Regions from separate parts of the Homo sapiens genome. Here region 1 is linked to region 2. Evidence: chromatin contacts called from ENCODE Hi-C data. All regions are on one chromosome and are shown on one strand. Each heading gives the region's core, a stretch centred on a gene start or an enhancer-like site at or near the end of the contact. The rest is flanking DNA. Distances are from core to core; before and after follow the strand shown.

Region 1 (6,328 bases), core at 2,892-5,391, 120 kb before region 2:
AGCTGAACAAACCCCTGAGTGCACCCCAAGCACAGTGCAGCTGGAGAGCAGACGTTGCGCCCAGTTTGTTTGGATCTGGCTGATTCCAGCTCCATCAAGGTCATGTGCTGGTTGGGGGAAGTGGTGAATATTACAGTCCTGGCATCTGCAAAAACGGTTTTGATGAAGTCCTAGGATGAGCCTCGAAGGACATCGGTATAGCACGTGGCAGCTGATATGGCGAAGCTGCTGGGAAGGCCACCCGTCTTGGGCCTGAGCCTGCAGAGACTCCAACCAGCTCCTGCTTGGAGAGTGCAGAGACTGGCCCCGAAAATGCCCATCTGCGTGAAAAGTCTGGCTGTTTCTCACTGACCATGATGACTAGCCTGCTGTGGGGGCTGGGCATTACTAGGTTAAACTGTGGCTGTTAAGCCTCGTGAGTGCTGATGAACACGCTGTTCTTCAAAGCGAGTGGTGGTAACATGTGGCAGGCAGGGGGACCCATGCCAAGAGCTGTGGTGCGTGGGCATTCACGCTGAGGCCCATGGTCTTCCTTTGCACCCTTGCTTGGTGGGAGGTTTAAGAAAGACTTACTGTGTTTGTTTTCTCGGTGACTCTTGGGGCTGGGGGCAAGAGGAGCAGGGTTTGAGCCTGCACTGGTTTGTCGAACGCCCCCGTCCAACACCCCATGGCAGAACCCCCATCAGGCTCGTATTGAATCCCAGACCCTCTCTCTGGTCCCTGCCCACGGTGAGCAGAAGGAGGGCAGCCTACTTCCCAAGTCAAACACTCCCCAGGACTGGGTTTCAGCACCTTGATAGAACAGGGCTTCCCATCCTTGGCTTTTGGTGACATCTTGGGGCGTCTTCGGTCAAGTCAAAGGAGCTTTCAAAATGAATTTTGACTTGCTTGTGAACATTCCTGAACTTTGAAAGAAGGATGCGTGTCCTAAAATCCAATGACTGTGTCAGGTGGGTGTGGAGATGAGTGAGGCATTTGTGGAGTGGTGCTTTGCTTACAGTTTCACTGGGCGCCACGTGAAATCGTGGGGTCAGCAGGAGCTTGGGTCAATCTTGGGTTTGACCCCTGGTTCTCTCACTGCTGGTAACTCTGGCAAGTTCTTTACATCTCTGCCCTTCAGTTTTTGAATCTATAGAGTAGGTGTCATAATACATTCCTGGAGAGTTGAGAGGGTTAAAATGTGATGCACACAGAAGGTTCCAGCACACAGTAGGTGCTTCAGAAATGGTACCTTTTTCCACTGTTATTATTAGCAAAATATCAACCTCCCTCAATGCTTGTCCTTATTCAGTCTAAAACATCCTGCACAGATTCTGAAAATACTCTCTGGTATAGGCAGATAATTGGAGAAGAATGGGGCCCCCTGAACAAAGAGGAAACAGACCCACAGAAATAAATTCCCACAACTTGTCTGCATGAACAATAGAGAAGTCTTTCAAGATCTTCCCAGTTCCCTTCAACTTTATAAGGAGGATGCTTGTCCCCCAGGGAGCCGGTGGCCCTTTTGAGAAGAAAGCCACAGACAGAAACTTAAGTGGATTTAAATGTAAGCAGGACCAGAAAGAAAACAGAATTTCCTCTTCAAGGCTTAGGAAAACAATTAGAGATAAACGAGGCCAGAAAGCAAAGCTAATAACAAGATGAAGACTTTCAGCCACTTCATGAATGCTATTGAAAGGGGAAGCAAGAGAAACCCCACCCGAGTCACCCTGACCTTGCCGTAGACTTTCTGGTTTCTTGTAACTCCTACCCTTGCCTCCTGGGGGCTTTTCAACTTAGCTGCTCCATGGAAATGTTTGTTCTGCTGCTGAGCAGAAGATGCTACCTCTGGAGGCCACAGTGGGCTGGGGACAGACCCTTTCATCTCTCTGCGACTCTCCTGCTATGGCTCAGGCTGGGGCTCCTCCGGGACTTTCACTAACAGGACTTGGAAGTGGGAAATTTGCTCCTCTTTAAGAAGAAAGGGTGCATGATGTTTGTCCTCAGTAGCAGAGATATCACTTTTCTTCTTCTTTTTTTTGAGACAGGGGCTTGCTCTGTCACTCAGGCTGGAGTGCAGTGGTATGATTTCGGCTCACTGCAGTCTCAACCTCCCAGGCTCAAGCGATCCTTCCACCCCAGCCCCCAGAGTAGCTGGGACTACAGGCGCACCCCACCACACCCGGCTAACCTTTTTATCTTTTGTAGAGATGAGGTCTTGCTACATTGCCCAGGCTGAGATCAGTTTTGACTCCTGATGGGACACAGGAGAAGAAACATTCTGGTGCCTGCCATAACAGATTGATGTCTACCTAAGCATCATGGTTTCTGTCTCCTGGAGCTCGTAGGGAAAGAAGAGGGATGGCTGAGAGCAGGTGGCTTTCTCTCAGGGGAGGGCCTCTGCTCTGGGTGGCTGTTCTCGGCTGGGTTTAGACCCTCTTCCTCTGGGCTTGCGTTGTCCTTGACTAGGCTTTCCTGACTATGGCATGGGCAAGTGCAGGCCACACCGTGTCATTTTTGGTTTAAGTCATCTGAGTGTGAGCACCCTTGAAGATAGGGCCACGTTTCAAGTTTGAGGCACAGATCCTGGCTCCGCGTTGATGCTTGATTACATTTCCTGACTGGACCATGGAGGAATCTGGCCTCTCATTCCTGGGGATGGGAAAGTGCCCTTCGGATCTTCCGAGGAGTCTGAGAAGCAAAGGCAAAAGCTGGTTTCTCACCATATTCTTTTCTTGCCGTGTCAGCGTTTGCAGCTGTGGCTTTTATGGCCACGCCAGGAGGGGCCTCGTGAGGCTGGCAGAGGCCCTGGTGCCGTGGCCAGCCCCATGCTGTTAAGCAAAGCATGGCCTGTCCACGCTTTGGTGCCTGCACACCGTCCGTCCCGTGGATCTCGGCTCGTGGTGTACCGAGCTGACCCTGTCTTCGGATTCCATTGCCACTTGACTGTGGAGGTGGTGACTCTGACAGTTCTTCAGCTCAATGACCATTTGTTGTGCAAAAGTGACCCCCGGGATCCTCCACTCATCCTGAGGATGACAAAGCATGTTTTAAATAACCACTGCCAAATCAACTCAACACAATAGGGCAACCAAGACACAGCAAACAAGTCATAAAACAATTTAGCAAGGAGGCCAGCAGGAAAATTAATGTCAGTGGCTGTCTGTTCTGAACGTCTCGCACCGCTCCATGCTTCAGAGAAGGGAGAAAGCAGAACATCACAGTTCGCCAATCCAAGGCAGCCTGGTAGGACCTGCCATTCCGTGACCCCTAACCAATGGATATATTCATTACACCGAAGACTGGAAGGAACCACAAAATGGGATACATATTTAAGGAACTATGCACACAACTGGGTTTATTTTTCTTATCTGATTTTTTTTGTTTCTGGTGCAACATGAGTACTGTTGAATACTTGGCAGCTGGCTTTCCATACTTGAGTTGTTTGTCATTTCTGGGGCTGCTGATGCTGTTATGATTTCCCTTTCGGGAGGAATTTACAGGCACATGTTGACCCAGCTGAATGGGAACAGGGAGCAACAGGGAGTTTATGAACAGGGACCATCACCTCCTGGAGAGCGCGCATTCTTTTTCTGGAGGACGCACCAGCACAAGCTGCTCGCCATGCTGTCAGGCCGGCCATCGAATGCGCTGCTGCTCCAGCCTCCAACACGCAGATCCTCTCCCCTCCTGGCCTTGAAATAAACCTGCCTTTCTTTTCAATAATATCTGGGAGTTGTAGTCGGAGCGCTGTGCTTTATTGTTGGAATACCAGGGACGTTGGCTTTCGGTAGCAACAGTTGCTAGGCAAGGTGCGATTGCCTTGAGAACCCAGCAGAGAGAGGACGGAGGTGAACGGCAAAAGGGTCAGGTGGGAGACAGGCAGATGAGGCTGGCGCAGGGGCTGGGGTGAAGTGTGTGAGGGAGCCCCTGGCCGCTGCTCACCTGCCCTGCCACTGTGTTCTCCTCTCAGCAGCCTGTCTTTCCAACATCCACTCCTGCCTCCTCTCTCCCAAGACCCAGTCCATCTCATTCCCACACAGCCACTCATGGACTCATTTGCTACCTTTTTCAGATGTCTCCAACCTGCCATGGGCTGGGGGTACAGAGAGAAATTGGTGATGGGGTCTGCCTCCCGTGGGAGAGGCAGATACCACAGTCGCAAACCCACTGTGTGCCTGGCGCCCTTGCGGTCATCCCAGATTTTTGCCCACATCCCTCTGTTCCACCCAGAGGCCACCTGCATGCAGGCATGGTGGATGGTTGCTGTGTGCAGTGATGGCCTCCTGGGACCTCTTGCTGGCCACGGAGTTAACCAGGAGGGACCATCAACCTCGGAAGGTTAGGAGCTGTTGGGACAGTTCCGAGCTACATTCCAGGCAGTCTCAGGGATGAGTTCCTGTGTCCCACAGTTGAATGTGCTCCAGGATGAGTCTGTGATTGTCCTTCTTGCCCTCCCTGTCTTGTTCTCCCACATCCTTATGGGCTTCCCGGGCCATCCCCTAAGTATGCGACTTGCAGGTTTGCTTTTGCACAAACCGAGGCAGCAAGTATGCCAGGAAGCTGCCGTGAGCGTGGGGGCAGGCAGCCTGCCTTGCCTGGAGAAGGCGGCTGGCAGAGCCTCTGCAGAGGGTGTGTTTGGTTTGTTTCTAGAAGGGTAATCTCTCCAGGGTGAGAAGGGTGTCCTCCAGGCAGGAAAGAGTGTGGTTTTCAGGAAAACAAGGGTAGGTACATAGGGCAGGGCTCCGTTGGGGCAACACTGGAGAGGCTGGCCAGGGCAGTCAGTGAGGGGCCTGGGCTCCTACATGGAGCCTTTGGAACTCTTTTTTGCTGAAGGTGGGGATCCTTGTGGGTTTACCAGTAAGAGAGGCCCAAGCAGATTGGAGTTTGGGCAAGATTCCCGAGGCAGCAGGCGTGGGGTGCCGGGAAGGCAGGCTGGAGGCCTGGGAGGAGGAGCCGAGCCAGGGGAGGGCAGGTGAGCAAGGAAAGGGACCAGGGAGGAGCGAGAGTGCCAGCAGCTCTTAGAGACCAGGGCACAGGTGGCAGCCACCCAGGTGTCCATGGAGTAATGGACAAACAACCAGAGGATTCTACTTTAAACTGGAAGGAAACCCTGACACGCGCTACAGTACCAGTGAACCTTGAGGCCATTGTGCTGAATGAAATCACCTCTACCCAAAAGGGCTCATTCTGCAGGACTCCACTCTAGACACCCTGAGCAGTCAAATTCATAGACAGAAAGCAGGATGGTGGTGGCCAGGAGCTGGGGGAGGGGAGAAGGGGGGGTTTCTATTGAATGGGGGCTCTGGAGATGGGTGGTGGGGATGGTTGCACAATGGTGTGAATGTACTTGATGCCACTGGAGTATACATGAAAACATGGTTAAAATGGTAAATGTCATGTTTTATAGATGATACCTAAATAGTAATAATTCTAAAAATACTTAGTGGCTGAGTGTGGGGGGGTTAGGGAGAAAGAGAGGAAAGGAGAAGGCAGCACCCCCTCGGAGAAGTCAGACACACAGGCCCAGAGCCCAGCACCCAAGCCCGAGTCCTGGCTTCCTGATCTCTAGCAAACCCCTCAGCTTCCCAGGGCCTCTGTGTTCTCACCTGTGAAAGGGACCATCAGCAGGCCCTACCTCGCTGAGCCGCTCTGAGGAGTAAATGACGTGTTACTGTGGAGAAGCTAGGATGGCATATGGTGGCTAGTAGGATGATTGCTTTGGTGCTCTCTTGTATTGATACATAATATTTTACAGGGTAAAATTTTAAGGGGTACATGTGGGGTTCCATGCACAGAAAGTGTCATGATCAAATCGGGGTGTTTGGGGTGTCCGTGGCCAACTCCTTTCTCCAGCAGGCCCAGCTCCATGATGATGCCTCTCTCCAGAGACCTCCTGACCTCCTGACCTGCACAGCCCGGGAGACCACAGCCCACAGCCGCTGCCCCAGGTGTCCACAAGCATCTCAGCCCCTCCACAGCCCACGCATCTCCTCTTTCATTGGCTCATGGGGAGTGAAGGACAATGTCTGAATTAAATGCCGTGCTTTAAACTGAAAGGGAAACTTAGCAAATAAATGAGAGTAACAACACTAGATCATTGGCCAGTGTGGTTGCAATTCTTCCTTTCCCTCCAGATTTCTGTTTAACCTTTAAATCTCATTTCGGCATGCCTCTTGGTCCTCCTTGGATTGATATTAAGTTGTACACAGGCTACTTCTTGTAAGACGATGAGAACTCTTGCCGATATTTTACAACGTCTTACTCTGAACTTTCCCCTATTCTTTCTGCCTAGATGCATTATTTTCAGGAAATCTATGTTGTAAGACAGAGGTAGGCAAACCAGGGT
Region 2 (5,790 bases), core at 2,332-4,831:
GTCTGTTTCTGCAGCTGCAGAATGAGCTCAATAGTGCCTACCTTGCAGGGCATTTTTTGAAAATGGATAATTACATGAATAGGTCACACACATAGTAGGTCTTGGTAAATATCCCTTTTCATCTCACATAAGAACTCTCCAAGGGCAGCCTGATGACAAGGTGGTCTCAGCGCCATCGTGTTCCATTTCGTGGCGTCTGGAACCAACACTTAAGCAGAACAGCACATCCCACTTGTTTACATCTCTGATACCACCACCTCCTTTTGCTAATGGGCTTCGGTTTTTCCTTTTCTTATTCTCTTTGCCTAAAGGCAACAACGCTTGTCTTTAATCAGCATAAGGCAATTTAGTACCCCTCACATCAGCCTGCCAGGAAAAATGAGCCATTAATTTCCTGGAGGTTCCAAGAACACACTTTTATTTGTTATACTACAAACACATTGAGGCTGCTGTGCCGGAAAAAAAAAAAGAAAAAAGAAAACTACGCTAAGTCCCCTGTTTGCCCAAGGTGACTCCGTAAAAATTAACTGCAGTGTTCAAGGCTGTCTTTCCTCTTTGTGACACAGCTGATGAACTTAGGTGTGATTCGAAGAGCAAAGTGCAGGTGTGTTTACCACCGTCGCTCTGTCAGGGAATCTGTTTCAACTGTAAAGGGATGCGATGCGGTTGTGCAATTTTCGGCCTGGGAACTGCATAGGTAAATAAAAAACAAGACGCGGTGTGAGTTTGGCTGTTCTTTTGCCCGCAGTTGGCTGTGGCCTTCTCCTCATCTTCACCATCCCTCCGGCAGTTTCCAGTAGAAAATTCTGGTGAAGGCGCTGGCCGTTCTTGCAGCGTTTCCCAGGATACGTTTGCCTCTCGCCCTGCTGAAGAAGATATCCTGGGCAGGTGGTCCTTTCATGGCTGTTCCTCACGGACAGTTCACTGCTCTGCTCAGAGATGTGTCCTGCCTCCCTGCTGACGCCACTCTGGGGGCCTGGGTTTGCTGTGTCAGCCAGAACCTCCACTTGCTGTTGGGAGGATCTTGCACCTGCCCCACACCTACTCTGTGGGTCCCGAGACCTCCCTGCCATTCCTTGGAGGGTCTGTCAATTTCAGGGTCTGGGGTCTGAGCAAGGGAAAGTGGGGAATGCCACTGTCCAATTTTTGCGCTGCTGTTTGGGTCTGGCAGTAAATCATTGAAGAGTCAAGGCCGAGTCCACCAGGGGGAGGGAAGAGGCAGAGAGGCCAAGGCCCATCTTCAGCATGAATGAATTGGGAGCTGGCCTTGAAATCAGAATTGGGTAATCACCGACATTCCTTCCTGCTACTGGGGGTGGCCATAGCTGGAGAGCTGCTGTGGGTGGCTGTGGACAGAGGAGAGGCTCAGAAAGGGGCCGGAAGCAAGCGACGCTCCATGTTGTGTAATTATTGTCCAGACTTTGATCTCAAGCGACAGGGTCCTCGGGGAGCTTGCTGCACTTGATTTAGGAGTCTGTTCTGCCGTCTCCCACCGCAGACTCACAGCGGCTCCTCCTGCAGTGTGAAAGAGTGGTGCTGACTCTTCTAGGATACAGTAACAGGAATGGTTGTTCCTGTCATACGTGAGGCTTCCACCTCCTCTCCAGGGGAGCAGAAGAGGGCTTCAGGGTGGGGCATCCCTCCAGCAGTGGGGGCCACACCAGTCAGCGCCCTTCCCAGGGGAGCACCCTGGGCCCCTGAATTATGCTTCTTGTCCCCACCACTGACTCCTGGGGACCCCGTGTCCACTCCAAGCTCCAGCCTGGCTCCAAGGAGGGAGCCACGTGAATAGAGTCTCAGTACACTGTAGGGTGTCCTGCATGAGAGGCAAGCTCAGGCACACGCCCTTTTCATTAATTCAGCAGAAACAGGAACATACTCTTTTCATTAATTCAGCAAAAACAGGCACACGCAGGGAAAGTGAAGAGAAAATAAGGACAGAGCATGCAAATGTAATAGCATCAAACCTGCCCTACTTCCCGCGCACACCAGCAGAGTGCTTGACTGTTCCTGGCCATCTCCTTGCCTCAGGTAACTCTGCTCAGCAAAGCTTCACAGGCCTCCATTCATCAATGTGGGATGCCAGGGACATGGAGGCTGGGATTCGGAGTGGACATTGCTGGGAGCAGATGTGCTTCAGGCATGCCGGGGATGTTCCTGGAGCTGGTGAGGGGGCGCCTAGTCCAGGCTGGGGGAAGGCTGAGTCCAGAAGCCAGCTCGGGAGGGTTGAAGTGAACTATGAGGTAGCAATGCCTTTAGGAGAGAAACTGGGAGGCTGGGGCTATCCTCCACAAAGAAAATGGGATGCTCTGGACCAGAAGAATGTCTGCAGGTACCATCATTTTGGTTTTTGCTAATTTTTTATCATTTCTTCACTCATCATTAAGCAGGGAGATTCTGTATGTGTCTGCCGCAGAGCTGGGGACACAGTGACTAGCCACCAGCCCTGCCCTGAGCAAGGAGCACACAGCCAGTCAGGGCTGCGTCCCTTGGCTCGTGGCCTCTTCCTTCATCTTCAGGGTGGCTGCTGAGTCTGAGGGTTTGAGTCCTTCTCACATCCCCTCCTGCCTCCTTCTTTTACATTTAGGGGCCCTCTGATGACACTGGGACCCACTAGGGTAATCCAGGATAATCCCCCTATTTTAAGGTCAGCTGATTAGTGACCTTAATTCCATCAGCAACCTTAACTCCACCCCTTGACCTACAAGCAACATAGCCACAGGTTCCAGGGATCAGGATGCAGACATCTTTGGGGGGACATGATTTTGCCCACCATAGCTTCCCAGAGGGGCTGGCATCTAAACTGATCCTGGAAGAGCGCACATGAGCTTGCTGGGTTCTGCTGAGGCAGCAAGAGGACTCTCACCACTAACAGAGCAGATCTCTTATGTGTCCTCTTGGACATTTGGAAAGACTGGTGCGGTGGGGCGGGGAGACATTAGAAATGGGCTGGTTTTTTGAAAAAGGAGACAAGACCCGGTAGAGATCAGCATGAGTCGGGGGTGTTACAGCGAACACCCAGTCCCTACCATGCCCATGACATTGGCACCATTTCCAGCAGGCGCAACCCCACACAGACCTCGGGGCAGCAGCCTGCTGGGCAGAGAGAGCTTGTCCCTATTCTGTATTTAGGCACAAGAGAGGATTCGGGGAAGGCAGCCAGATGTGCGAGCTGATGGAGACCATGTCCAGTCGGGCTTAGTCCGGTTCAGTCCAAAGGCATGCACTGTACTCTGAGGCCATTTCAAATGTTGCCAAGACCCCTGGGTTCAAGCCAGAAGGAGGACCTCTAGTCAGAGCTGGGGGTGGGGGTGGGGTGAGGGCAGTGGGTATTGTTGTAATTGTTTCAGAACATACTAAGTTAATTTATTTGTTTTGCCTTGTGCCTTTTAAACAGGCTTTCATCATCGAATGTGTTTTCCATCTCGTCCTGTCGCACAGGTAGGAGACCTTGTATTGTTTACTCCTGGAGGCGTCTCCTCCCCATAGCCCTGTTTAGTCGGCTGGGCAGGGAGCTCGTCTTTTTACAGCCTGTGCTTTGCGTGGCCTGGCCGCCTTCTCCGTTTTCACTCCCCTTGTTGATCTGAACCCCTGCCACAACAGCATGCTTCCCTCTGACTTTCACACCAGAACAAATTCCGTGCAGGAACATGGACCTGTCTGCTCTAACCCGGCCCACACCCCGCCACTCCCCTGCCCTCGGCCTCCAGTAGCTGAGTGACCAGGGCCCAGGGATGCCCACACAGGAGGCAGTGAGGTGTGTGGAGGACCCAGAGGTGGGCGGGTGGGTTCCAGGACCAGCCGGGCTCCTCCTGGACTTCAGGATCACAGGGTCCCACGTCAGGGCTCACCACTGCTCCCCTCAAAGCTGGCCAGGCCCGTCCACCTCCGTCTCTCTTCCGTGGCATCTCTAGGTTTGGTTCAGGGCAGGGAGCCAGCAGCCCACAATTGTTCACCATCTTGTCAGGAACCAGAAGTTGTCCAGCCCCCTTATGTTGGCAATGGGGAGACGCTCGGTGCTTCCATTTAGTACACGTTCATGGATGTTCGTTCTAAACCAAAGTGGCAGAGCTCAAAACCATGGCCTCCAGGGGCCTCCCCAGCCACCCAGAAGCAAGAGCCAGTTTCCAGAAATAGACCCCCATCAGATCAGCTCTCCAGAGAACTGCACCAGGGTTCCTGCCGCCCCTGCTGAAAGCCCTTTGCGGTCTGCCCAGGCTCCCCTCCCTCTGCTCTTCCCCTTTCTCTCCATCCTCCAGTGGCCATCCTCACGGACGCACTGCCCTCCCACCTTCCCGATGCCGCCCTTCTCTCCTGGACTCGCTCCTCATCCTGGAAGGTGCAGCTGAACTACTGCCTCACCCCACTCTCTCTTGGTGTCCTCCCCCGCAGGTCAGCTGCACTTTTCTGCTGTGTTCTTGCCTCCGTGACTCACGATTGTCATATTTAGTTATTATCGTGCATTACTGTGTGCCCATCTGCCCCACTAGAAGGTAATGGAGTTGTGTCACTCTCGACCATGTGCCTGCAGCCCAGCTCAGAGCTTGGCATAGACTGGGCATCAGTGAATGCACATTGATTGGGGTGATGGAGCGCTTGCCCGTCACCAACAGGAAGGGGCTGCACGACTTCTGCTTCCTGACAAGATGGTGAACAATTGGCGGCTGCTGGCCCCCTGCCCTGAACCACACCTGGTGATGCCGAGGAAGAGGGAGGGAGGGAGGGGGACAGGCCTGGCCAGCCTTGTGAAGTCTCTGAGGCAACTGAAGGTGGTTGGGTCCTGCTACGTGGGAAAATGTCACTCAGAGCAGAAGAGACTTAAAGCCAGTAGGATGCTAGAACACAGAGGTAAAGGAGAGGAATTTAATTCAGTAAAATGTACAGTTACCTAAACAGGCATGGATTAGTCAGGGTTCTCTAGAAGGATAGGACTCATAGGATAGATGAATATATGAAGGGGGGTTTATTAGGAGAATTGACTCACATGATCACAAGGTGAAGTCCCACCGTAGGCTGTCTGCAAGGTAGGGAGCAAGGAAGCCAGTCCAAGTCCCCAAACCTCAAAAGTAGGGAATCCAACAGTGCAGCCTTTGGTCTGTGGCTGAAAGTCCAAGAGCCCCTGGTGAGTCCAAGAGTCCAAAAGCCGAAGAGCTTGGGAGCCCGATGTTTGAGGGCAGGATGGGAGTAAGAGGAAGCTGGAAGACTCAGCCAGTCTAGCCTTTCCACATTCCATTAGCAGCTGATTAGATGGGCCCACCCAGACTGAGGGTGGTCTACCTCCCCAGTCCACTGACTCAAATGTTAACTCCTTTGGCAACACCCTCATATACACACCCAGGAACAATACTTTGCATCCTTCAATCCAATCAAGTTGATACTCAGTATTAACATTTCGAGGCAAGAACCGAACCAAAACAAAGCCAAAACACAAACCTGTAAGACTCTCAAACTAAAACTCTAAATGATACCCATGTGATTTCAGGAGGGGCTATGGAGTGAAACTGTGGATAGTGAGCTAAGCTTAATTTGAGGTCATAATAATGTAACTACAACTGCATTGAAACAAAAATAGAATGTATACATTTCTATCAGCGAAAAACCTTTCCGTCTTTCTAATGCAAGGTGGGAAAAGAAAAGAGAATACAAAATGAAAGTTAAATAGAAAAAAAATGGAATAAAACCGCTGAAATAAAACTAATTATGACAGTAATTACAGTGAGTGTAAATTGGTTGAATCAATTAAAAGAAAGAGACTTTTGCAGTGGATTTTTAAAAAAGAGTTTCAACAAT

The links. A loop is a pair of places that touch in the nucleus more often than their neighbours do. Pooled maps may share reads with other maps.
Region 1: a pooled map of right lobe of liver shows a loop between it and region 2 (2.0-fold over the local background). The contact joins the promoter of LINC00524 here to the enhancer-like site in region 2. A Hi-C loop is called at or near these places in 1 of 50 pooled maps.

Annotation. Positions count from the first base shown.
Region 1 is chr14:101,405,735-101,412,062 of GRCh38, reverse strand. It overlaps LINC00524 (long intergenic non-protein coding RNA 524), which reads left to right and starts at 4,141. Exons shown (of 2, transcript NR_126006.1): 1 at 4,141-4,320; 2 at 5,839-6,076. RefSeq lists enhancers at 2,354-3,075, 3,076-3,799, 3,800-4,521.
Region 2 is chr14:101,284,247-101,290,036 of GRCh38, reverse strand. No RefSeq gene overlaps it. Among named protein-coding and RNA genes, the nearest start is that of LINC00524, 120 kb to the left of the region's middle. RefSeq lists an enhancer at 760-1,295. Within about 2 kb of position 3,581, at least 3 of the 41 ENCODE cell types and tissues checked have a DNase peak (open chromatin) inside an H3K27ac peak, as active enhancers do.